Linked DNA regions of Mus musculus: all the other regions are linked to region 1. A link is a loop called in an ENCODE intact Hi-C map of the cell type or tissue named here. Cell type or tissue: heart. All regions are shown on one strand.

Region 1 (5,000 bases):
TCAGGTCACCAGCCACATGCAAAAATACATCCTTTGAACACTTTATATCAGGAAAAAGCTTGTTTGCTTCTTCTTCTTCTTCTTCTTCTTCTTCTTTTTTTTTTTTTTTTTGCATTAACTTTAAATTAGCTGATACACAAGCCAGAACTCAGACTAAACTTCTGTTTGTTTTCCAAGAATAGCCTCCTTCCCTGTTCTTTTTTTTTTCGGGGGGGGGGTGCGGGGGGGGGATGAGGAGGCTAGCTTTTAAGAGAGAAAGAGAACTGAATCTGCACGCTCTCCGCGTAAATGTCACAAGTGTGCTTCTATATGCCAAGCCAACTGAATGTTGTGTGGTCTTCAAATTATTTGCCAATGTGTCTTTAAAGTTTTGCACTAATCCATTTCTGCCAACCTCCTGGCAACATTTAATCTTTTCCGCAACGAGAAAGGTCCCCCCTAACTTAGTATTGACACTGTCACAAGATATGTATGTACAAATTTCGGCTGTCAAACCTCTTACGGGTGCATTTAAGCGCGCGCTCACTCTTCACAGGCGTGCCTACACTAAGACAGCTCCCCTTTCCCTAGCGCCCACCTACTCATCCCTTCTTTCCTTGCAAGTTTGAAACTTTGTTCTTTCTAGGGTCCCGAAGAAGCGCTACCAACGTCCTAGAGACAAAGGGCTGGGCTGAGGGTTAACAGGATGCCCAATTTCACTTGTGAAACAAAGCCCACAAATCTGAGCCCCTGGAGGAGGTGGTGTAGCCCGGGCAAGCCAAGGACCGGGATCGCCGCAGCCACCGAGCCCCGTGTGCCCCGCTCTGCTCACCGCTTCACGCGGATGATCTGGTCCCGCATGGGCTTGATGTCTTGGAAGCTCTGCTGGTTGACCAAGCTGTAGACCAGGATGAAGCCCTGGCCGTTCTTGATGTACAGGTCCCGCATGGACGCGAACTGCTCGGTGCCCGCGGTGTCCAGGATCTCCAGCACCGAAGGCGAGGAGTCCACCTCGATCTCCTTGCGGTAGAAGTCCTCGATGGTGGGGTCGTATTTCTCAATGAAGGTGCCGGTCACGAACTGCACGGTCAGGGCGGATTTGCCTACCCCGCCCGAGCCCAGCACCACCACTTTGTACTCGCGCATCGTCCCTGCGCGGCCGCCGCCGCCGCCGCCGCCCGCGACATAGACCTGCGCCCGCGCGCCGCGCCCCGACCCCGCGGCCCCGCCGCCCTTACGGACTCGTCGGCTCACGGCCGCGGCAGCGCCCCGGGCGCCGGCAGCGGGGCTGCAGCTGAACGAGTCGTGCGCGGCCCTGTGAGCGGGCCAAGCGGGAGGACGATGCAGCCCCGAGGGCGAGAGCAGCAACAGAGCTCGACCTCGAGCCGGAGCCGCCCGAACCGCGGGCCCGCAATGCCGCCCGCCCCGCCCCTCGCGCCTCCACGCCCAGCTCCCGCCGCCGCTGCTGCCGCCGCCGCCGCCGCTTCCCCAGCGCTGGAGCGCGCGCCCGAGCCCAGCCGCAGCGCTGCCCGGGGCGGAGCCAGCCGGGTGGGAGGGGTCTATAAGAAAGCCCGCCCCTCGCGCCGTCGCCTAGCGACCGTCCGCGCGCTCCAGAGAAGACCGGCTTCCGCGACACCCGGCAACACCCAGCCTGACCGGCCTCCGTACTGCGTCTGCGCGCTCTCCTCCGCCCGAAGGCAGGCAACGTCAGACGCCCACGCTCGGGGGTTTGCGGGAGGTGACGGTGGAGGGACCGTGGGCTTAGGAAGCCGTGCGCACCGTGCTTGGGGACCTCAGGACGGGCCGGCCTATGGCTGACATACATGACTCAGCCTGTCAGCCTTCGGAGAGCTTTGGCTTGATCCCGTTATACGTAACGACGTGAGCCTTAAGGGCCGCCGCCATGAGTTACACAAGCAAATCGAAGCTCGGCTAGTCCGTGGCGCCCAGGCTACACGCAAACCCGGTCCGCGCCCGATGACGTCACCGGCCCGCCCTCTAGCCCCGCCCTTGTCGAGTTTGACGTAAGCCGAGCTCCTCCCCCCGGGCTGGTAGACAGCCTTGGGCGCCTGGAAAACCTGGAGCTCGGATCCGCCCCCCACTGTCGGGAGACCCCAGAACATCTCAGCAACAGCCTGCGGGGGTGTCTGCGCGGAAGCTCGGATTCACTGTAGCCAATCAGATTGTGAGTCCGGACTCTAGACTACCACTCTTGACCAATGAAAAGGCGTCTCATCTTGCTAACCAATTGGTGTAAGACCCAGTGATAGACTGAGCCAACTCCCCTCCGGGGCCTGGAGGGGCTGAGAGTTTGCGCTTGCGCACGGCCTGGTACCCAATCGTAGGCCAACTGAGGAGTGACAGAGGGCTGGGCGGAGCCAATCAAACCTGCACTGTGGAGACAGTGCAGGGCTGCTGGGGAACTGGGAGGGGCAGGGTTCGAGCGCCCGACCCCCTGGTGTTCTGGCACCGGAGCGGGTTGCGTTGGCAGACAAGAGGGATGAGTTCTGTTCTAACGTCGCCTCCGTGGCATTCTGCCTGGAGATGGGCATGGAAGTGGTGGCAGAGGATGCGGGCTGGATCGTGGGCTGAATCGAGAAAACTGGGACTTTTGTCTTCAGGGTGAGAAATTTTCCGGTCCCTCAGGAGACATCCATCTGGCAGCAGTTGCTGTGGTCCTCCGATCATGCCTCCTCAAATGTGTATTTTCTACCCCGTTGTAAACCAGCGTATCTTTGGCCCCCGAATCTTCGTCATACGCTCCCAGCCACAATCGCAAATACATGAAAATTTACACCCTCTGCAATAACTGTTCGTTGCATTTATCTTCATTAAACCATGTCCTTGAAATGACAACTCTAACCATAACTACCTCACACTTTTCAGAAGGCTGTATTTTTTCAGTTCTGTCAGAGCTTGGTGTACCTCTCCACCATTCTGATTTCTTACAGAGGTCATTGTAGAGTGGATTTCGGTCTGGGTTCTTCTAACAGAGGGACATTCTTTTGCCATCTTTTCTGTCACTTGTCAAAGTACAAAAATGTATTCTGATATAGGAGTCCCCCAAATGCCTATTGTTTCTGAACATTTAAGAATTTATATGCTTGAATTACCTAGCTACAACATAACTGCAAGTTTTTATTGAAAACAGTTTAGAGCAAGTGCCTTGTCAAGTTAAAAAATGTCAACTACCATCTCTCCTTGCATCATATCCATGGATGCTTGGTTCCAGGACACCCCCGAACCAAAATCCTGCAAATGCTCAAATCCCGTGTATGAAGTGGCATATTTGGACTTAGCTTACATGCTCTCTTGCACATTTCAGTTCTTTCTAGATTCCTTGTAATGCCTAATATTTTGCAAACGTTAGGCTAATGGTTATACAGTCCTTGGGGGAGTGACTCATAACAAATCTACATGCTAAGTACAGTACACCATCCCCCAATAATTTTGAATCGCTGCTGTTTGGATGCATGGATACGGAAGGCTGCCAATATAGCTCAGGTCAGTCGTGACTTCTCAGTTATATACTATGGAAGTTTGAGAACTTGAAACTTAGAGAACAGGCAGTGAAGAAACTGTAGGGGGAAGCATCAGGAATGTTTCACGGGAGTCAAAACTGAAGAGGCTCTGCTCTCAGTCTAAGCTACTCATATAAGGTAGTGAACTAAAGTTGAGGGAGCTTCCCTGTGTGCTTCATGTCTGAATGACTCTGTAAGACAGAGTGGTTTTCTGTAAGACAGGCTTGGTTGTGACTACTTCTGCTCCGTAGCAGCTATAGTTTTCCCAAGGAAAAGCAGAATGCTTCTGGTACAATTCAAACTGTATGAGTGATAACATTTTCAGGTGTCACGGGGATTAAATACAGCCTAGAAACATGTGTTTTTTGTGAATATGACAACCTGCATTGGTTGCTTTTCTCACTGCTGTGGCCAAATACTTGACAAAAGAAACTTGAAGGAAAAAGCTTGCTTTCACCCATGCCTCACAGTATAGAGTCTGCAGTGGTTGGAATGGCTTGGCACTAGGTGGCTAGCTGCCTGTGGCCAGAGTGGGAGGCTGTTCACTCACATCTCTGACACTCTGGAAGAAGGGAGTTCTGAATGGCAGTTCTCCTCTTCCCCCTTTTTTCAGTCCAGTACCCTAGCTGGTGGGGTGGGTGGAAATGCATTCAAGGTTCTTCTTCCCTGCCCTCAGCCACTCCTCTGAAAACTCCTTACAGACATGCCCCAGAGTGCCCCACTGCCCTGGGTGCATTTTCATCCTGTTCAGTTGGCAACTGAAGTAACTATTGGGTAGTTTGTGCCCTACCTACTACATGGTCTATCTATGCACTGTCTAGTACATAGTCTACCTATTCACTGTCTACTATAGTCTATCTATCTATGCACTGTCTAGTGCATAGTCTATCTATCTAGTACTGTGTGGGCTGAAAATCTAGATAGGCAGTGGTCTGTGGTGTGGGCTTGTCTTAGGATTTTGGATCCAGGAGCTAAGCAAATCTTTTTGTGATTCCTAGTTCCCCCAGAGTTGGGAGTCTGTCAACTAAAGTAAACATAATAGACATTGTCACAAAGTTGTGGGTGGGTTGCTAGTCACATGTCCTAGCATTTCTCAGGCTTTTCTCCCTGACATTTCATAAGCCTTTCTACATTTTCATGAGGTATAAAGATGGCAGCCTATGGTGTGGTATCTGTAGTCTGTCTGTTTCCCATTCTGACAGGCCTGTTTTTCATCTTATGAAAGTAGTTGTTTTGTTTTGTTTCTTTGTTTGTTTGTTGCTTTCTTGTTACTAATATATAAAACAAAAATTATGATCAGGAATATATTTTCTTACCTGTTATGGCTTGGATGAGGATACAGTCCTGGTTTGTGGTGGCATGTAGACTATTGCTTGAAAGGTGAGTTGCTATAATTAGAAGGGCGTCAGGGTAGAATGTGGTGGTGTATAGCTCTAAACCCAATTACCAGGATTTCTAAGCACAAAAGTGTTCAAAATTCAAACATGCCTAGGCTGCATG
Region 2 (5,000 bases), 65 kb before region 1:
GCAATGTTGTCTCTTTGCATGAATGTCAAAAGGACACAGTTTGTTTCTTTCCTTGGCTTTGCAAGTTTCTTTGAGTGAGGTCTTGCCTCTGTTCTTTCTGTCAGCTGCACTATCTTCGATCAGCATCCTGCTCTGACCTCATAGGACAGGGATGTGGAAGTCCTTTGGTGATAAGAGCTACTTCCTGCTTAGAATCTGGGTTAGTGTATGTATGTGTATATTGGTACGCATACACGAACATCATATATACACACTTACATATACATTCTACTCTCGGCAACCTTTGTTGTTTCTTCAATACTGCAGAAGTGACACCATTAAATGCTCTTAAGTGAAGGACGGCCTTCTGATAGGAGGTAGCCTGGTGTTTTCCCTTAGCCATTATTGTCATCAGATTCTTGTCATTCTAAGTCCTTCATTCAAAGTGTGTGGCTCAACTTTTTCATAAAAGAAAGCCAGTGGGGAGGCCTTCCTGTGAGGAATATCTTGGTTAGTAAATGGCAGTCAGTAAGTCCTTCAATATCAGTGGATTAGAAATAAAGTACATGAGACAAATATAAAGGAAGGGAAAATCACGCCCGGGCACTTCTTTTTAGTGTCTGAGGCTTTACATGCACAGACCAGAATAAACTTGTTTACAAAAGATGATCTGTATTCCTTCCGACACTCCACTCTGGATTAATAGCATTCGGAAGGAAGTGATACACAGGCTGATTCAACTTCCCCCAAGCAAAAACAGAAATACCATAAGCTATTGTCCTTCTGGAAGTCACAGCAACGTCAAAAGTTAAGGTGGTCCAGACATGACCCATATGCAGGAGAATTTATAATTTCCATCTTTCCCTTTAGGAAGACTTTGCTTTGACTATGCCGTGGCCTGGCAGCGATACTTTCTAATTAAGTGTGAAGCGAGTGCAGATGGTCTGATGGTCAATCTACAGTCAACAACAATTGTAAAATGACACTTCAACCAGGTTTTGCCTCTTTCTTCATGTATACCAAGAACAGTTAAAATGAGAATACCGCATGCAATTGGAAAGTGTAGATGAACCTAAGGTTTTTGGGAATGGCTGATTAGTTAGTATCTTAGTTCATGGACACACATGGAAATGAAAAGTCAGAAATAAAATATAGGGTCTTATTATCTGCTGCACTGTCCAATTAGTTCAATAGACTTTTTAGCTTAACATAGCTAAATACTCTTAAAGAAAAATGAGACAAAAACATACAGTATTTTAAAAGAATACTACCGGAGTGAGATTCCTAGCACCCATGAAGGTCAACTCACAGCCACCTGTCACTCCAGAGCCAGGGGATCCACACCCTCTTCTTGTCTTTGGGGTAGCTCCCCGTATGTGTGTTCACAAATACACCATACACACATTAATAAAAAATGAAGAAGATTAAGAGTTATAAGGTAGACTAGTAAGCCAGAAAATGCCAGGGTGTTGAGGTTGGAATGGAGACATCCCCAAGTGGCTCAGGTTTTAAGTGTTTGTTCACTAGTTGGTGAGAGGCTGTAGGACATTTAGAATGGGGGACTTGGGGGTCATTCTTTGAGGTTACACCCAGACTCTGCTTCCTGGTTTACCACAACCTCTAAAACGTGCTCCCATCAACCATAGCCGAGCTGTCTCTCCCAGGCTCTGCTTGCTATGATGAGCTGAAACCATGAGCCCAATACCCACTTTCAACCCAGGAGGGAAGGTGTTAGAAAGGGAGTTATCGGGAGAGGGAGGCATAAAGACTGGGTCAAAGGGCCAGTTTTCTCCTGATAAAAGGGCACTATGCTGGCAAATGGCCACTTCTTCCTTATTGCAATGAAGTCACAGGTTGTAACTTTTTACATTTTGTGAGTTTTTCTTGAGCATCGTTTTGTTTCCAAGAAAAACAAACAAAACAACAACAACAAAAAAAAAACAAACCAAGAGTAAAAATCTGCCAACCTCCAGTTCTTAACGCTAATTCCTAATTCGATGACTGCATTTGGCCTTCAAGAGGCCACTGTGTAGTATGACAAACACTTTCTAAAGGGAACATAGCTGACCTCGAATGAACTAGAGATTTCCAATACACAGTGGGAGATGGGTCTGTTTACTTGCTTAAACAAAGGATTCGTTCTAAAAGAAAATCAAGCGGCGAAGAAACGATTAATATTGTGAAAGTCCCTAATCTTTCCAACACACCCAATCCCACTTCCTAGAAAAACAGATGGGCCCCCTTTCAAATGCTTTCCACGCCTGTGCTGTCAAGCTTCTATTACACACAATTCACACATATTTTAGTACACAGACGAGATTATTTACATCCTCTTTTGTAATACAGCTTTGGATATTATTTTCATTGCCACAAATGCAGGACATTACTAACAGACGATATTGAAATTGATTTCCCTTTGTTTTAATGGTTGACACAGTTTTGAATTTTTTTTTTTAACTTCATTGGCTCTGTGATTGAAAACAAACCAAGAGTTGTAGACAATCAAACTTCAAACCAAGACAAATAGCATGCTCATGAGAAAATCCATTTCCTCCTGAGTGGATCAGAAGTTGGGACTCGGATGAACTGTCACTCCTCAGGTGGCAGAGGAGGAGAGAAGGAGAGGACATTCCAGAAAGGGACCAATGGGAATAAAGGCCTGAGAGCACCTCCATGGGCCTTATAACTCGGAGGTGAAATGACAACTGCAAGGTTCTGAAGGGGCTGCACAGAAGTCACCGTGGGTCATCACCAACTTCCACAATGTGACCCAATAACAAATTCAAGTAACGGGAAGTTCCCTTAAAGATGTGCCCATGCAGGTGAGTTCTTGAGACAGAAGTCTGACTAGAAAGAGAACAGAAAGTCACGGCCGTGACACCTGACCTCACCCAGTCTCACGGGTAGGCTGGCCCATGTTTGGTTACTAGTTGCGTGGTAGAAAATGGACAGGGTGAGACGTGGGGATGGATTTCTTGTGAGATGCTGTTCATCTTTGTTGAATCTCTAAGATGAAAAACTCTGTAAAACAAGAGAGGAGGCTGTAACAGAAGTTGCAGTGTCTGTTTTAGCTCACACAGTGATGCTCTTTCAGGGGCCTAAGTACTTTTCTGCAGAAATCTGCCTTAGCTTAGTGATTCGATCACTAAGGGTCTGCCTTGGTGAGATCATCTACTTGGTCAACTCTTAGGGATTCCCCTGTCCTCTTGAAGCACACTCATCCCAGCCCACGGCTAAACAAACGGCTTCCAGTTGTCTTGTGTTCCTAGGTAACTTTTATTTATTTCTGTGCATGCTTGTATGTAAGTGCATGTGTTTGTGTGTGTAGGTGTATGTGTATATACATGTATGTGTGTGTGTGTGTGTGTGTGTAGGCATATATGTGTGCTTGTGTGTGCATGTTTGGAGTGTGTGTGCTTGTGAGTATGTGAGTGTGTTTGCATGTGTGTGTGTGCATGTGTGTGTGAGCTTGTGTGTGTGTGTGCTTGTGAGTGTACATGTGAGTGTGTGTGAGTGTGCATGTGAGTGTGTGTGCATGTGTGAGAGTGTGTATGAGTATGTGTGTGAGTGTGTGAGTGTGTGTGTGAGTGTGTGCTATAGGACATATATGAAGGTAAGAGGACTATTTATGGAAGCTGGTTCTTTCCTTTTGCCACGTGAACTCCAGGGATGGAATTCACGTTGTCAGCCCACTAATTTTTAATTCTTTTAGTGAGATTTAGTTTGGGGTTAGAATTTTTTCCTGCAATTGTTGTTTAAGGAAGTAAATTTGAACTTCATGGAATTACCAATCATTACTTATTTTCATACCTAAAAATAATTTTATACTGTTTAGTGTGATATTTGCAACTACATTGTTCTGTTAATGAATTGAGATTTTGTATTTTTGAAATCATAAAATAATTATGCCATTTCCACCTTCCTTTCCCCCCCTCCAAATCGTTCCATGTGTTCCCCCTCCACATGTCTCTTTCAGATTCATGGTTTTTTCTTTAATTTCACATATATTATATAATTTCATATCTATGTAATCCTAAATACAACCTGGTTAGTTGGCATAATGTTCCTTGCATGTATGTTTTCAGGGTTGAATATTTGGCTATAGATAGCCAGGTTGTGTGCTCTTCCTTGGAGGAGACATTCTCTCTCTCTTCCCCCTCCCCTCCCCTTTCCCGCCCCCCTCCCATCCTCTCCCCCTGTCCTTCTCCCCCACTCTCTTTCTCTCTGTCTCTCTCAGTGTTTTTTAGTTTGCCTGGAGTCTTACTGACATGGCTGCCAACCCACGGCCTGAACAAGGACACCATCAATAGAATGCTAACATGGATGGGAGAATATATTTTTAAAGTAAACAGAAAAATAAAACAGAACAAGGTGAGCTTAATTAGTGAGGTAGCTAGACAGACAGGCGAACCATGGGAAGGATGGGAGGTCTCACTACAGACTCCACCAAGAACCAAGACTTCCAACACAACAGCCACGGAAGGCCGATCTACCTTCTAATGATCTTTTAGACCTGGCACCTGAACCCCATTTGTAGTGAAAGGACTCATCCTAACCTACACGTGAAGTTCTAGCAGTTCCTGGTTTTACTTTATTGGATTGTGATCCCATCGGAAGAGTCTCTGTAGCCTTTATTCATCTTGGGTGTCATAAAGAGGAGAGATGCAGGTATGCTATGGGGTAGGAATCCCCTTGAGACTGGCTGAACAATAAAATCCCAGAAAGTCTCCAGCATCCCACATGCAGCCACTGTTAGGACTCGTACGTGCACATCCTCTTTGAGAAGTGCACACTAATGTTTTCGGGGGGGGGTAGGTTCTTCCCAAGGGCTTCCTTTCTCTTAATCTTGGTGCTTATAAATCTATGCTAAATGTCTTCCCAGACAAAGCATTTCTGTCCTGCAGGCTGCCTCTTCCGAACTGTCTGTTTCCTTTGTGGACAGAAGCCTTTCAGGTTCATGAGGTCACATTGGTCAACCGTTAGCTATATTTCCTGATCCGAGTTCTCACTGTATGCTCTAT
Region 3 (5,000 bases), 74 kb after region 1:
CATCCACACTCCGGCACACCCTCTCCCTGTGTTTAACTTACCATTTCACCTATTGGCCTGGCTGTCCTCCCAAGGTCTCAGCCCACATTTTTTTTTTTTAAAAAAATCCTTTTCATCTTTTCTCAGCATGGTTGAGTTTATTTAAAAGAAAACACAAAATGAAAAAATAAAAAGCTAACAAACAAAAAACTCCCAAATTATTCTCTGAAGGGAGGGCCTCCATGTGGGGGTGCTTTCCTCTGTGAGATGAGAGCATAGCTCACCACCTCACACACATCCCTTGTGGCCGACAAGCATGAGTGTAAACTGGCTAAGCAGGGTCAGAGACACAGTCAGCTTGTGACCACAGAGCAGGAAACAGCCCACTGGCTCTCCCCAACGGGAGGCACCCCAGGTCTGAGGGGCACATGCATTAAGCCGACATAGTACACTCTCATATTCAGCTAAAGCCAGCGGTGGGAGCCCGGCACACTGCTAGCACACTGGTCTCTTAGGGTGCCGTGGCTCTTACACCGGATCTGAACAGATCTTCCAGGGTGTACTGAGTCAACACCTGTGACTCAGGTCGGTTTTCGTGAGAATTATTCGGACGTCAAATTTGACGCTTAGGGTATGGGAGGAGAATTTCCATTTTTCTCCCACCACAGAATAAGCCGAATCAAAGCAGAGCTGGTTTGGGAGCCTCCACAGGCACAGTTCTACGTTCCTCGTGTGGTAACTCACAAACCACCGGGTAAGCAACACTGTACTAAAAGGAACTTAAGCCTGTCAGGTTAATTACACAATATTAGGTACGAAAACAAACAGTGCAACACAAAACATAGCTACATCATTATTTGCAGTAAATGTTAACTCTAAATAAGTGCAACCTGTCCACAAATGCTTGCTATAGAACTAATTAAAAAATAAAATTGGATGGATAAACATGAAAAAAAAATTCTCACCGAGAATTTTTTTTTTAAATATCAGCACTCATTTAGAGTTCGGGATTTGTGAAAGAAAAGCTTTAAAAGGAGCAAACCTGATTGGCTGTGGCTGTTGCTGCGAAGGGGACACTTGTTGCAGGAGTTGTTGCTGCAGAGACAGTGGCGGACGTAGCGCTGTGCATCATGGGTACTTTCAGGAGGGGAACCATGGGAGCAATGAACAGGAGGGTGTAGCATTATGGTAATAGAAGTGGTATTTGGCATGGTGAATATCAGAGCAGCAAGCCATCATGGGTTAACCAGCAGATGGCATGCGATCACAGTGCAAAGCAAGGGAGCATGGGAGAGAAATAAAAAGGGAAAATAGCTTATTACAAGTACAGTTAAAGGAAGTTCTCAAACACAATCAGTGATTCCCAGAGAGCCCAAAGCGCATCGCTTTGATCAAAACAGAGCTATTCCCAATTCAGAGGATGGCATCATGACCATAGATAGCTACAGCTGCTTCTCAATACATGATAGGTAATACCCAATGAACCAAGTGGACTGATCATAAATTCCAAAACGCCACAGGCTCAGAGGGCCTAATTTAGAATAGGATGAACTTTGGAATCAATTGTGGTTAAACCAAAAAACATTTTTCTCTTAAATTTGGAAGCATATCTGAACGGTGGAATTTCAGTGGCTCCATGTTTTACTTCGGTCACTAAAAGGTGAGGCAAGAGAAATGGCTTTGGTGTAAATTCTAGAGCGGTTACTACGAAGTAACCAGATCCATTTTTGCCAGTGGTGACTTTCTGAATTTGTAAGTGAAATGAATCAGCTGCCCTGAAGACAGACTTGTGTGCCAAGGTCCTGAATTCGAGAGAAGACCCCACTGTTAAAATTCCCCATCTAAGGGAATGGACGTGGAGGCACAAAAATAAGCAAAGCAAAAACAAAACTAAAAAACCAAAGCCATTAAAAATAAGTCTGCCCTCTAAAAAGAGAAGTAAGTAGCGTAGTTCAGGCACTTGGTCTCAAAACACATCCAAGTATAATTGTTTTCCAAAAATAAATACTTCTGGGAAACTCTGATAACTCTAACACACAGCAAAGAGGAGGTAAAGGCACACACCACTATGAAACTTTAAAACATTGATGAAATTAGCCTGCCTCTGCTTGCTTCATGCTAAACCAGATAAACTATAAAGAGAAACAACACAAATCATTTTTTTTAAAAAGCACACTTGCACTTGTGGTTTCACGTCTCTGTGGTGATCGTTCTAGCATTAAGAGGTCACATTAAAACCATCACTCTCTTAAATACACAAGCATAGCTTACACGTTAACTCTAAAGCTATTAAGCCTTCAGATCTACTTCCTAAAGCATTCTCTACTGTCTCTGAAATACATGTCAAACAGTGAAGGCATTGCACATCATATAAAAGACAAATAAAAAAAGGTTGGAACCTACCAATACTGGTAGCGGGTGTCATGCACAAAACTGACCCTGAAGTCATGCAATGGGGGGAGGGAAAGGTGAATAAAAGGGAAAGAAACAGGTTAGCGGTTTAGAGTTAACATTCAGAGTGAGATCGAAGCACAAGGAGGTTAGTTTACACAGTTCTTAGGGCCGTTCACATCGTCAGTATAGCAGATAGATCCAACTTACTTAAAGCCAATAAGATTCCAAGCCCCACTCTCCGAGTACTTGAGTACTCTCCCCTTCTACTCTAGGCCAACATGATCCTAAGGAGGATGGCATGTGATGATGCAACTGTGTCCTTCTCTGAAGACCTCAAAGGATTTTACACACATGATCAAGTTAACCCTGTCAGGTGGAGAGTAGGTATTTTACAGATGAAAAAATCTGAGGCACAGTAACCCCTCCAAGGTCAAGTGCAGTGTGAGCCAAGGACATGGCCTGAGGTAGAGTTCCGTGCTAAATCCAGGCCAGAGCTGATGCTCGCCAGAGTGCGCTACACTCCCGAGTGCGGTGAAATGTGTGTTGTGTCGATAGAAAGGTGAAAAGAACAGTGAGTTGAGATTTCACATCCTCTAAGTCAAAGCCCTTGCCGCGTATGGCAGGGGTCTCTTGAGCAACAACCTGGGTGCTGGGAATGTAGACGGAAGCTTCTGGATGGACTTGCTGCATGGGTCTGAGATCTGTTCTGGCTAGGAGACTTGCTGTGACAAAGGGGTGGCATGTAACAGTGAAGTCTAAGAGCCATATATGTAACTGTGGAAAACTGGGACCGCACTAAGACCCTGGTGAGAGATTTTGATCATGGCCACTTCAAGGAGGCTTCCGAGGGATCGAAGAGTTAGGGAGTGTTGGTTGGTGTCTGGGTTAGTGGGAGAAGGGAAGCCAAAGTCACTGCTTCTTAGGGAAGAACTCTGTTTTCTGTGAATGGTCTTAATGATGTACATGTGTCACGAAATTCTGACTGAACAGCAATGAAAGTCAGGAGGGTGGGAAGATGCGTTGGGAGCTCTGTTCCTCAGAATGTAAACGAAGGCAATATAAGGATTCTTAGAAACTCAGGGTCATGAAGGTGTGGTTTCAGGACTACCTGCTAAGATGTTAGATGTGAATCTAGAAACTAAATATCCTCACTCACGTTTATAAGAACCTCCTTGCCTGACCTACATTTTGACCAGGCATCACTGATTTAGAAAACAACTATCCAAGCGGACTACTTCTAGTCTCTCTCTCTCTTTCTCTCTCTCTCTCTCTCTCTCTCTCTCTCTCTCTCTCTCTCTCTCTCTCTCTCTCTTTCTCTTGCAGTACATCCACCTTGGCACACACTCAGAGACACACACAGATGTGCTTACACGCAACTCCCGTGCAGCTCGCACGCTCTCTTCCTCCATCCCCCTCTCTCTACTTTCACAAACATAGAAGGTTCCCTGCGTCACGCTTTCAATCCCTTGCTCCCATCTGCCCATCAGTCCTTCAATGCCCTTCTAGCTGGTTCTATTCTCCCTCAGATCCACAGAACACGGTTACACCTTCATCCTCAGTTTCCGGGACATTTTGGCACTTGCCTACACTTTGCACACTAAGTCACTTTCTTTCTTTGATTTCTTAAGACACGTACACATGCACGTGCGTGCACACGCACATGAGCGCAAACACACACACACACACACACACACACACACACACACCCTTCTATACGCTTCTTCTGAATTCTCTCTAATATTTATATATGCTGGAGTTTCTAGAGCCTGCCTGGGTCCTCTTTATTTAATTTTTTTTTCCTGCTCTGTGGATCTTCTATGAGCGTTTCAGGCCATCCATTCCCAAACTCTCACTGATTCCATGGCTTCCATGTTTTGTGCCGTGCCAGGCTGAAAGTCTCTCTACCTAACTATTCTCCTGACCTCCCCTCTCCTCCACGAGACTCTCCGGCGGAACACGCTAAGCTGTGTTCTTTCCCGTCTGGTCTCCTGCGCATGGGGAAACATGTGACCAATGCCATCGCTGTGTGACCTTTAGCCTCCGTTGTTGTAAGATGCCGCTGTTTCCTCATGGTCATCCCAGGTCCGTCTCCCCGCTGAGCCAGCACGTGGCTGCTTCTGAGCCGCCGAGGGCCTGTCTGCCTAGCCATGACTTCTGCTGCTCTGCAAGTTCCCATCCCAACACTGCTACTATCAGCTCTGCCATAGCATCCCATTGGGCCCTCCTGCTCCTCTCTGCTCCAGCCTCCACTCTGCTGGCACACTCACTTTGCTTCTGGGAAGGCTTTGCTGCTTTGAGGATGGAGGCCCTTCTAGCCCAGACCCTGACTGCCTCCCGACCTCAGCACTCCTCCCTGGTACCGAGGTCCATCTGGATGGGCCTTCATTGCTTTCAACTGAATACTTTAGACTTTTACTCTAATTTTGGGCTCCTCTGCCCCTGATCTAGAATACTCTTTAGCCACTTCTTTCTTTCCTCAGGTGTCAAAGTATGAGCCATTTCTTCAGAAAATCATCTCATCTTAGTTTCCCCATATCCCCCATCACCTAAGTCAGTTTCTGTTTCTGTTTCGTTTTAATTATTTGAACTCTTTGCCTTTTCATTTATACTACTCTAAATGTTATTAA
Region 4 (5,000 bases), 430 kb before region 1:
AAGGAGAAACATTTTAGAAAATTTAAGTCTTTAGACCACTTCAACAAAATGTAACAATGTATGTTGTAACAATGTGAGTTACACTGTTCACCTCCTTGTAAGAGCAACAGTGACCTTAGCCAGGACCCTGTAGACTAAGTATTTTTATTTTGGCTGAATAAATTTACAAATATATTCTCGGAGCCCATGCCAATTGTTCAGCTTCAATAAAGTATTTTCATAGTTGTTTCATCTGACTTAGTATGTCCTCTTGTTTGGGTTACTTATAAATCTCCCCAAACAAATTGAGGAGCTTTTGTGCCTTTTTTTTTTTTTTTTGGCGTTTTTCTAGGAAGTTTTATTTACAACTTACTATTATACCATATGGTATCAAGGACCACCCTGACCCCGAATTTGCTCTTTTGCCAAGTTAAGAAAATTCAGTGTCGCAGTACTCACTTTCTATATACATTCTCAGGACATATTAAGGAAAAACGTAGTACCTAAATATCTCCACTAGGAATAGAGACAAAGAGTACTTATTTCCGATTGTTCTTTATGAGAAAATGCGCTGAATGCTACTAACGATCCCTAAAGGGATGTAAGAGATAAAAAGATTTACAACAGGCACCAAATTGGAATTCAAGCTGAACCGGACACTGGTATTTAGTTCAATAGAAGAGCGATTCCCCACCAGGCTTGACAATAGACTTAAGCAACTGGAGGGGAGGGGGAGAATTAAACTAGCTTACTAATTACAAAGCAGTTCTGCTCTGCAACACATGGAAATTTCTATTATAGGGTGGGATTAAGAACTTGCTTTGGTTTAAAAAAATTACCTCGAGTTTGCACAAAGTATCAAAATGTTTAGGCATCATCATATCCTAAGTGGAAACTGTTGCAAGTTTACTTTTACGCATACTTTTACATACATATACTACCTTCGTCCAGACAAGTATACACGTTATTTCTATGTGCAGTACTCTTGGACCGCACTAAAAGTATCGGATTACTCACTCACAGGGAGATGCACCTATCTATATAATGTATGGTCTTCTGGGTGACAATGTGAAAGAAACTGAGGGAAAATTCAATTTGCAGAACTATGTATACTATAAATCCACCCAGGTAACATAATGTATACACGAATGCTTTTAAAGATACGTTTTCAAGGAAGGCTCATGAAATAAACGTGGAGAGTGGATTAAGAATTGTACCCTTTGAATTTCCCCCTATACACTGCATATTACTTGAATAAGGCGGGCATGGGAACTGGTGCGCTCAGGAAACTTGGCTGGGGGACTGCCACAGGTTTGAAGGGCCTGTGTAAACTAGAGAGCCAAACATCGCTATCTCCCCTCCCCCCAAAATTAAAAGCACCATTAAGAAGGACATAGTTTAAAGCACCATTTCACACAGAAGTTAAGTCTCCAACTTCTTTACTTACTAAAATCTAAGTGTGGCCAGATTATCCATTCTACTCAAAGCGAAATTAGCAACTGTTTTAAAAGACAGCTCCCAACTTTAGGTCGGTAAGTACAAGACATGTCAACGTCACTAGCTATATATAAAAGACATCTTTGCTTTGTAAGTAAAGCTATTCACACATCCTCAGAGTCTCCTAAAAAACTTCAGACCCATGGGTCGTAAGGAGCTCCACGTATCAACTTTCCTAGAAATTACCTCACAAAAATCTGAGCTTCAACACTAACAATGTATCTTCCGTCTTCTAGTGAGCTAATAATATTATTGCTAGCTTGCAAATGGGCTTATAACTGTATCTGAAATGGAACCCTTGATCTAAGACTGATTGAGAACGATCTGTGTTATATGAAAAAGAGATGGCACTGGCCCAGTTAGACAGCCACAGCCCCCAGTATATCCCGTTTATAAGCCCAAATCTCTAGAGATCAAACAAGATTCGAAGGAAGAAGAGCAGAGCGAGGTGGTCAAGCAGGGATCCCTCAAAGGCAACTTCACACGATCTTGAAGGGACCGGCGTGTGCAGTTCCTTTTAGAAACCAGAAAGGGGCTCGGGGGAAAGACGCCGTAAGGCAGCGACAGGCAGGACACGCGTTCTCCCTGAGCTGGGATGGGGAAGGGAGCGGCTGGGGTGGTGGGGGAAGCGGGACGGGTCAGGAGCTGCCGGGGTCTGGCCGCCCGCGAGGGCTGGCGGGCCACGCGGGGAGGGAGAGCAGGGCTGGGGTGCAGGGCCCGCGGGCGGGGCGCGTCAGGCGCGGTGGCACGTGTGCGCGGGTCGGCGGCGAGGCAACCGGCGCCGCCGCCGCTGCACGGGCCGGAAGGGCCGGGGCCGGGCGGGAGGCGCGCACGTGGGCTGCGGGGCCGCTGTCCGCCAGCCGGGCCGACCCGCGCCGCTCGGCCGGCCGGCCGACGAGCGCCCAGGGCCAGCCGGCCGGCCGCGGAGGAGAAGGATCGGCGCGCCGGGGCCGCCGATTCGCTTACCTCCGCCTGTTTCCGGACCACATTGTCGGGGCTGAGCAGGTTTCCCAGGAGCAGGTAGAACTGTTGCTGCTCCGCCGCGGCCGCCGCCATTGCGCTAGGCGTGAGAGAGAGAAGGAGGGAGCTGTGAGGCGCGCTGGCGGGCCGGCGGGAGGGTTGGGGGCGGGCCCAGCGCGGCGACCGGCACCAGCGGCGGCGCGGGGATGAGGGGCCGGGCGAGAAGGGCGGGGCCGAGGGGGCCGAGGGAGGACGGGGCGGGGCCTCGCGCCCTCTCACCCGGCCGCGGCCGCCGACGCCGGCGTCCCATTGGCTCGCGGCGCGGGGGGCGTGCCCGAGGCCGCCCCCCCTCGAGGGCCACGCCGATTGGTCACGCACCCTGCGGTGTCGTCACTCCAGCGCGCGCCGGGAGGCGGGGCTGGCGGGCGTGTGTGGCGGCCAGAGGGCCGCTGTTAGGACGAGGTTGGGGTTCCCGGGGCGCGGGTTGGGAGGAGCCGATCCGGCTGGGCCGCCGCGAGGGGCGTGAGGCCGGGCCCGGAGGAGGGGCCAGCTCCTGAGCGCGGGAGATTTCGGCGCCGCGGGCTGGCTGGACTCCCTTTCCCTGCCGCCCGCCGCGTAGCCGCGCCTTAGGGCTTTGGGGCCCCGGGACCCCCCTCCCTAACCCCATCCCAATCCCCCCAGCAGCGAGCACACACGCATACACACACCCGCCTCTGCAGACCCCTCCATCTGTCTGGCCCTGTGGTGTCGTGTCGTCCCCCTCAGCCTGTGACTCAGGCGGTCCCTACCCTCCTCTGTCCTGTGACTCACGTCCAGGGACTGTCCCGGAAGAGGGGTTGCTCATCACGGACTCTTCCCCCCTGCACCTCTCCGTCCCGGATCAAATCACGCACGCTCCCCACCCGGGAACTGCCACCCATCCTGGTGTTTGGAGCTTCCTTGCTCTCTAAGGATGGGAGAAGTCATGAGCCACTCCCTAACGTGGTCGATCCATTGATAGTTGATGCGTGCCAGCATGGAGGGGACCAGAGGCTGCCTCCCTCTCACCTCCTAAACTCTAGTGCTTAAACACCAGCGTTGGCCCATCTTTCTATCTGGGACTGCCTAAACAGGAGAGAGCAGAGCTCAAACTGAAACACTTTGAGAATCATGTCCTATTCAGAATCATGTCTAATGTCCACAGACTCAAATGCTCATATCAAAAGAAAAAAATAATGTATGAAATGGTCCTACACTGAAAAAAAAAAAAAAACAATGTGGCCCAAGAATGAAAGAGCATCCCCAGTTGGAAACTAGTTCTACAAAATAGATGCGCTGGCCTCCAGAAAAGCAGAACGTAATCAGGGTTGCAGCTACACCTATAGAGGGGAGACCTTTCTCCACAATTCAGATTCTGTTGTAAAAATCTTGACTGGCTCTCAGCTCCCAAGTTTATCCCAGCTCCTGTTTGCCCAGACTCAGTTAAAAGCCTACTGTGTGTCCAAAGCATTGCCCAAGTTGAGGATGACAGCAGGTGAAAAGGGGGATGTATGTCTTGTGTCAAAAGGACTCGACTACTTCCTAAGGAATAGGTTTCCACAGCCTGAGGCCTGTAACTACAGCTCAGCAGCTCATGGGATTTATGTTGAAGTTTTTTATTTCTTGTTGGCAATTGTGCATTTTGAAAGTATTAAATATTTTCTCTTGGGTGATTTTAAAGGTTGGTCTTACATCATCCATGGTCAGGTCATGCAAAATCTGGCCAGAAGCCCTGGGATCACGTGGAATTGTGGGAACCAGTCCCGGTTTCTACAGTGGCATTTAGTTGATTTGTGGAGAAAGTCACCCCCTCTACTATTAGCTGCCACACTGGCGGGATTCTTTCTCTACAGGAGGCCAGCAAAGCTATTGTGTAGAACTGATTTCCTACCTTGAATTCATTCTTTGGCCACATTTGTTTTCTTCAAGGTCAGACCATTTCCGACATTAGTTTGGAGTCGATTTTTTTTTTTTTTAATTTTGATGTGTGTGTGTGTGTGTGTGTGTGTGTGTGTGTGTGTATGAGAGAGAGAGAGAAAGAGGGGTAGGACATGAATTACTCATTCAGAGTTCTTAAATTGGGGAATTACATACTAACAAATTTATTTATTTATTTATTTTTGGCTTTTCGAGACATGGTTTCTCTGTGTAGCCCTGGCTGTGCTGGAACTCACTCTGTAGACCAGGCTGGCCTTGAACTCAGAAATCCACCTGCCTCTGCCTCACAAATGCTGGGATTAAAGGCATACGCCACTGCGCCTGGGTAACCAATTTTTAATTAACTAGGTAACAGTGAAATAAGACAAATTACCTAGAGGCTTGCAAATATATATAGTCGTAGCTAAAACTATAGATTTTCCCACAAATCAGATTCTGTTATAAAAATCTTGGCTGGCTCTCGACTCCAAGTGTTTATCCCAGTGCCTTTCCCCAGACTCTGCTGAGAGCCGAATCTATACATTGCATATATGCAGGGTTGGGGGATGTAGATGAGTGGTAGAGTGTTTCCCTAGCATGCATGAGGTCCTGGGCTTGACAGCACTGCT
Region 5 (5,000 bases), 290 kb before region 1:
CAGCATCTAAGTGTTTACAGAATTCTCTCTCTCTCTCTTCCTAGTGCTAAACATATATGTTGAAATCATCTCTGAGTATGTCATTTTCACTAGATTATAAATGATTCCAACCTAGTTATTTCCCTCTCAAGTTCCCGTCTTTCTCTCTGTTCTTGTTTTTTCCTCAGAATGCCCACTTGAATCGACTCTTGTTACAATGATAGACATTTCATTAGTTCTGATTAGATTACCTTTGCCATGAGTAAGCACAACGTCTTAAATAAGGAGTTCATTTTCCCTCATAACAAACCCAGAGCCAGTCTCTGAGTTCTTACCATAAATCCAGAGTCTTTCTCCTTTGTCTGACTCATGTTCCATCTGCCTTTCATCTTTGTGACTGAAAAATGGCTGCCCTCGTGTCTCAGGGCATTGTATCTCTACACCTGGAAGGAAGACGGGCAAGGTGACTAGAAGGGGCAAACCCTTCCCCTGAAGTGCTACCTTTTCATCCTGGAAGCCTGACTCAGGGATTTCCATCTGCACCTCATTGGCTGAGCTGGGCAGCTGCCCCCCCCCATTGGCTGAGCTAGGCAGCTGCCCCCCTCCCATTGGCTGAGCTGGGCAGTTGGCCTCTCATTGGCTGAGCTGGGTAGCTGGCCCCTCATTGGCTGAGCTGAGCTAGGCAGATGGCCACACCGCATAATGCCGATATTGGGAATAGGTGCTGGGAAGGTTGCTGGCGACTCACCCTTTTCACTATTTCTTACTAGTGATGCCAAGTATCCGTGTAGCCCACGTTACATTATGATATGCAAGTTTCATATCTCTTCTATCTGTCGCATTTCCATCTCAGACCCATTACTTCAGATTGTCAGCAGCAGCAGCAGCAGCAGCAGCAGCAGCAGCAGCAGCAGCAGCAGCAGCAGCAGCAGATGTTAACAGCCAGGTAGCCCGATCATGTCTTTTCAGAGATCTCTGATGGGGAAACCTAGATCTTGACTTGTGCCACAGAAAGGAATTCCAGGACAAGATGACACGAGGCAGATTAAGTAAAGGAAGAACTTATTACGGAAAGGACCCAGTGGTGCAGATGGGTTTCTCGAGACATGCGTAGTTGAACTTATATGTAAGCTTTGATAGCGAAGGGGTTATTGATGACAAGAAGCAGGAGGAGTGGGGGCGGGGTAGGGGGGAGCAAGGGCTGCCCTAACAGGGCATGGTATCAGGTGCTTGAGAGCAGGCAATGGTGCAAGTCCTATGTTATGGACATGCCACAAAATGAAGCGAGGTTGGTTAGCAGCCCTCTGCGTCTGCTACACTGGTCCTGGTTGGTTTGGAGCAGTCACGTGGTATCAACCTGCAGTTCTGTCTGGCCTATCCTGTATCACTAAGAGTACAGTTAGTATTGATGTCTGAGGTACGCTGCTGAAAATGTTGGCACTTGGCTAACCTCAACTTCAGTGAGTTGGTTCTCATACGTTAAAAAAGTCTGGAGTTAATTTTCCCACCCCGTCCGTCCCCAGGTTATCAGGAGCTCGGTGCAGCTCAGACTTGCTTTACTTTGTAATGGAGCAGCGTTTTCTCTTTCTCAGCAACACTTTGTTCGAACCATCTGCCACCTGTCAGCTTTTGCACCTCAGCAGTCTTACCTTGTGTCCAGCGTTGAGAACGTGAATGCTGTTAGCACTTTCTTTCTGAAACTTGGCCAGTCATTCTTATGTCCACCTGTAAGGTCTGTTTAATAAAATTTGATTATACCAGTGGTTATCTAACATGTCTACCTTGGTAGCATATTTATTCATTCTTTAAAAGAATTATTTATTTTATGTATATGAGTACATTGTAGCTGTCTTCAGGCACACAAGCAGAGGGCATTGGATCCCATTACAGATGGTTGTGAGCCACCATGTGGTTGCTGGGAATTGAACTCAGAACCTTTGGAAGAGCAATCATTGCTCTTAACCACTGAGTCATCTCTCCAGCCCTAGAATATTCTTTTAAAGATAAAAGGTTTTTTTTTTGTTTTTTTTTGTTTTTTTTTGGTTGTTGTTGTTAAATTTGTTATTGAGAGTGGGGGCTGCCTTGGTGTGCACATAGAGATCAAAGGATAACTTGTCTGATACTGTTCTCTCCTTCCATATGTGGGTCCCAGAAATTGAACTCAGGTTATCAGGCTTGGTAGTAAGGTCTTTATGGACTGAGCCGTATGGTCAGCTAGCCACTCCCAGCCTTTTGAGATAAGGTCTGGCCTTAAGCATACAGGATCAGGCTGGCCTTAAGCATACAAAATGGCTGAGGGTGGCCTTGAACTCTTGACCCTTCTGCATCTACCTCCTAGGTGCTAGAATTACAGTCATGTACTACATCACCACACCTGCTAGTGCTAACATACACATTTTCAAATGTTATTTTCTATGCATCAAGCATAGTGGTATGATTCATGCTTTAGAAGACTGAATGTTGTTTGTTTCCTGGAGGAATAAAAGGGGCTATGGGTAGATGCTGCAAGAAGAATCCAGCGATTTAAGCAGGAGGAACTAACTCCCAAAACCCAGTCTTAAGAGACATAATCTGAAAGTGCTAATAGCATGCTGTATAATAATGCCGTGGTGAAAACAGGATTTTGCTTACTGAATAAACAACAAATCCACCAGATGGGGCTCTAATATTCTTTTGGACCAGTGACTGAAAAGTAAGTATTTCCTGCTATCTTTAGAGGAAAAAATATGCATATAACCATATTAACCTCCAAGAGAATCTTCCTGAAATAGGATTATGGTCTCCAGCAAGCATCGTCATTGTGTTTAATGTCTTCTGAGTCCCAGGGGGACATTTAGAAAGAAAGTGGCCAATTTGCTGAAAAAAAAAAAAACTGAGGCACCCAGAACAGCACAGTTCAATTACCCCTGAGCTGGGTCCTTTGTGGGCCCCACTTTAAGGAAATCGAGACGTATTTATGAACAAATGGCTGCCTTATTGCCAGTGTGTTCTTCCATCTTTGGATTTACTGACGCTATTTAAAATGTGAATTGCTTGAGATGAGGTGACATCATTGTTAAACCTGCCACAGCTGCAGAAACTCTCTCTCTGTCCAGTTATTTGGATGAGCTGTGCATCACGGTAAGGACGTGGGTTCTCCGTGGGATACATTTTGCTTCTGCTTTCCTAGGAGTTTCAGGTTAGATTTCTGAAGCAGGGCCCCCTTCCTGGACTCTATCCTTATGACTCACAACTGCTGTTCAACCTGGAACGGATGCCAGCTGGGAATTATAGAGCTGAGTTTTAACACAGAGTGGGCGTGTTGGCCAGGCTTTGGTCAACTTGTCACATGCTAGAGTCATCTGGGGAGGGGAACCCTCAATTGAGGACATACCCTCATCAGAATGGCCCATAGGCAAGCCTGTAAGGTGTTTTATTGATTACTGATAGATGTGGGAATATTTAGCCCATTACGAGTGGCGCTGTTCTGGGCAGGTGGTTGGTTCTGGGTTCCATAAGGAAGCAAACAGAGCAAGCTACCGGGAGCAGACCAGTAAGCAACGCCGTTCCACAGACTCTGCTTCCGGACCTATCTCCAGGTTCCTGCCTTAACTTCTCCTGATGATGGACCAGCAAGTCAAACAAATCCTTCCCTCCCCAGGTTGGTTATGGTGTTTCATCACAGAAACAGAAAGCAACTGAGGCAACAGGTTGGGGACTGAGTCAGGTTTCCTAATATGACATTGTCTAATGGAGCCCAGAGCTAGATTAGGCCAGGTAGCTCTCTGCGTCCCAGGATGGCAGTCAAGACACATCACCACTAAGGGCCACAGGAGTAAATGCTGACTCTCTCACAGAACGCTTTGAAATATTGGCTCACCAACCAAAGGGCACACACGGGCTGGTCTGAGGCCCTAGCACTTAAGTAACAGAGGGTTGCCACTTCTGGTCTCAATCAATCAGAGAGAATGCACCTAATTCTGCAGAGACTTGATGTGTCTGGATTATGGGATGCAGGATGGGGGCTGTCCTCTAAGAGACAACATTTGAGGGAAGGAAGGCAACATTTGAGATGTAATTAATTAATTAATTAATTAAGAAGAGAAATATTAGCTCATTTTGTCTTGCAGCTGACTTTGCTCCAACCACACACGTTGTCTGAACACATCAGGCTTTCTCCAGTCTGAGTAGTTCTATGTAGGAGTCTATTCTCAGGCCACTGCTTGCTTCTTTCAGGCATTTGCTGAAATTTCACTTCCTCATTGAGGTGTTCCTTTGCCACGTGGTTGAAAGCGGTCATGTGACCAGCTATGGAACTGGGCGTGCTCTCCTTTCTCACTGGTGGCCAGCAAGCCCCAGCGGTCCTGTCTTCACTCCCCACAGCGCTGGGGTTAGAGTTGTACGCAGCCACCTCCAGCATTTATACGGATGCCGGGATCCAAACCTGACTGTGTGGCAACTGCTCTGACCTACTGAGCCATCTCTTCAGCCTCGTCGCTTCTGATCCCCAAGCAATTGTTTCTTAACTAGCTCAGAACTGTCACTGTCATAGTTTCGATGTATTTATTCATCCATCAGCCATCAGCTGAAAGTCTAGAAGCAGGGCGTTGTGCTCTCTAATGGAAACAGTCACTTATTTATTATCTCAACTGCAAATGCTTTTATGCACATTTAACAAAGTTGCTTTGTTTAACTCATGGCAAATGATAGTAATGTGAAACTAAGAATTTGCAGAAAAGACCCGAGACATTCTACCAGTGTGTCAGCAAAGGCACTGAGCTGGTTTGTTAATCCGGTTTTGTTTCACTTCACTAAAACGCTGCAGATTTCTGGACCTCACTGAGTCACAGTTAAATAAATGGTGAAGGACACCAGTGGGAAAACAAACCAACCCCGTGGTTCACCCAGTCTCCCCTGTTGCTGCAAGGGCGCTGGCCTGGCTTGGTCACCTGACAGTCACAGGCCATGCCTGCCCAGTCCTTGAGCATGTCTCATTGCACTTTTTTCTAAAATATTGATCTGTTTGAATCTGTTTTCACCAT

The links. Peaks named below come from ENCODE experiments on the same cell type or tissue, not always from the same donor. Only the 100,000 strongest peaks of a DNase experiment are listed, where the experiment ranks them.
Region 2: it touches region 1 in a loop (3-fold over the local background); 5 of 42 quality-filtered maps call a loop at or near these places.
Region 3: it touches region 1 in a loop (2.2-fold over the local background); 6 of 42 quality-filtered maps call a loop at or near these places.
Region 4: a loop joins it to region 1, with 2.4 times the contacts of the local background. A loop is called at or near these places in 7 of 42 quality-filtered maps.
Region 5: it touches region 1 in a loop (2.9-fold over the local background); 7 of 42 quality-filtered maps call a loop at or near these places.

What each region holds. Positions count from the first base shown.
Region 1 is chr14:120,474,852-120,479,851 of GRCm38, reverse strand. It overlaps Rap2a (RAS related protein 2a), which reads right to left and starts at 1,391. Exons shown (of 2, transcript NM_029519.3): 1 at 812-1,391. The coding sequence starts at 1,125. In heart, no CTCF peak of the experiment used is centred here; DNase peaks (open chromatin) are centred at 1,631 and 2,181; H3K4me3 peaks cover 3,224 bases; H3K27ac peaks cover 2,612 bases.
Region 2 is chr14:120,539,828-120,544,827 of GRCm38, reverse strand. The region is part of intron 2 of Gm41251 (a long non-coding RNA gene); the gene reads right to left. Among named protein-coding and RNA genes, the nearest start is that of Gm41251, 9.8 kb to the right of the region's middle. In heart, a CTCF peak has its summit at 1,998; no DNase peak of the experiment used is centred here.
Region 3 is chr14:120,400,754-120,405,753 of GRCm38, reverse strand. Mbnl2 (muscleblind like splicing factor 2) reads right to left here. Exons shown (of 8, transcript NM_207515.2): 7 at 1,022-1,116. Among named protein-coding and RNA genes, the nearest start is that of Gm26679, 14 kb to the right of the region's middle. In heart, CTCF peaks have their summits at 1,227 (motif pointing right) and 2,862; no DNase peak of the experiment used is centred here.
Region 4 is chr14:120,908,786-120,913,785 of GRCm38, reverse strand. It overlaps Ipo5 (importin 5), which reads right to left and starts at 2,592. Exons shown (of 26, transcript NM_023579.4): 1 at 2,443-2,592. The coding sequence starts at 2,532. In heart, no CTCF peak of the experiment used is centred here; DNase peaks (open chromatin) are centred at 2,135 and 2,805; H3K4me3 peaks cover 3,226 bases; H3K27ac peaks cover 2,110 bases.
Region 5 is chr14:120,762,215-120,767,214 of GRCm38, reverse strand. It overlaps Gm41253 (a long non-coding RNA gene), which reads left to right. Exons shown (of 6, transcript XR_874981.1): 5 at 1-925; 6 at 4,195-5,000. Among named protein-coding and RNA genes, the nearest start is that of Gm25781, 34 kb to the left of the region's middle. In heart, a CTCF peak has its summit at 2,626; a DNase peak (open chromatin) is centred at 4,264.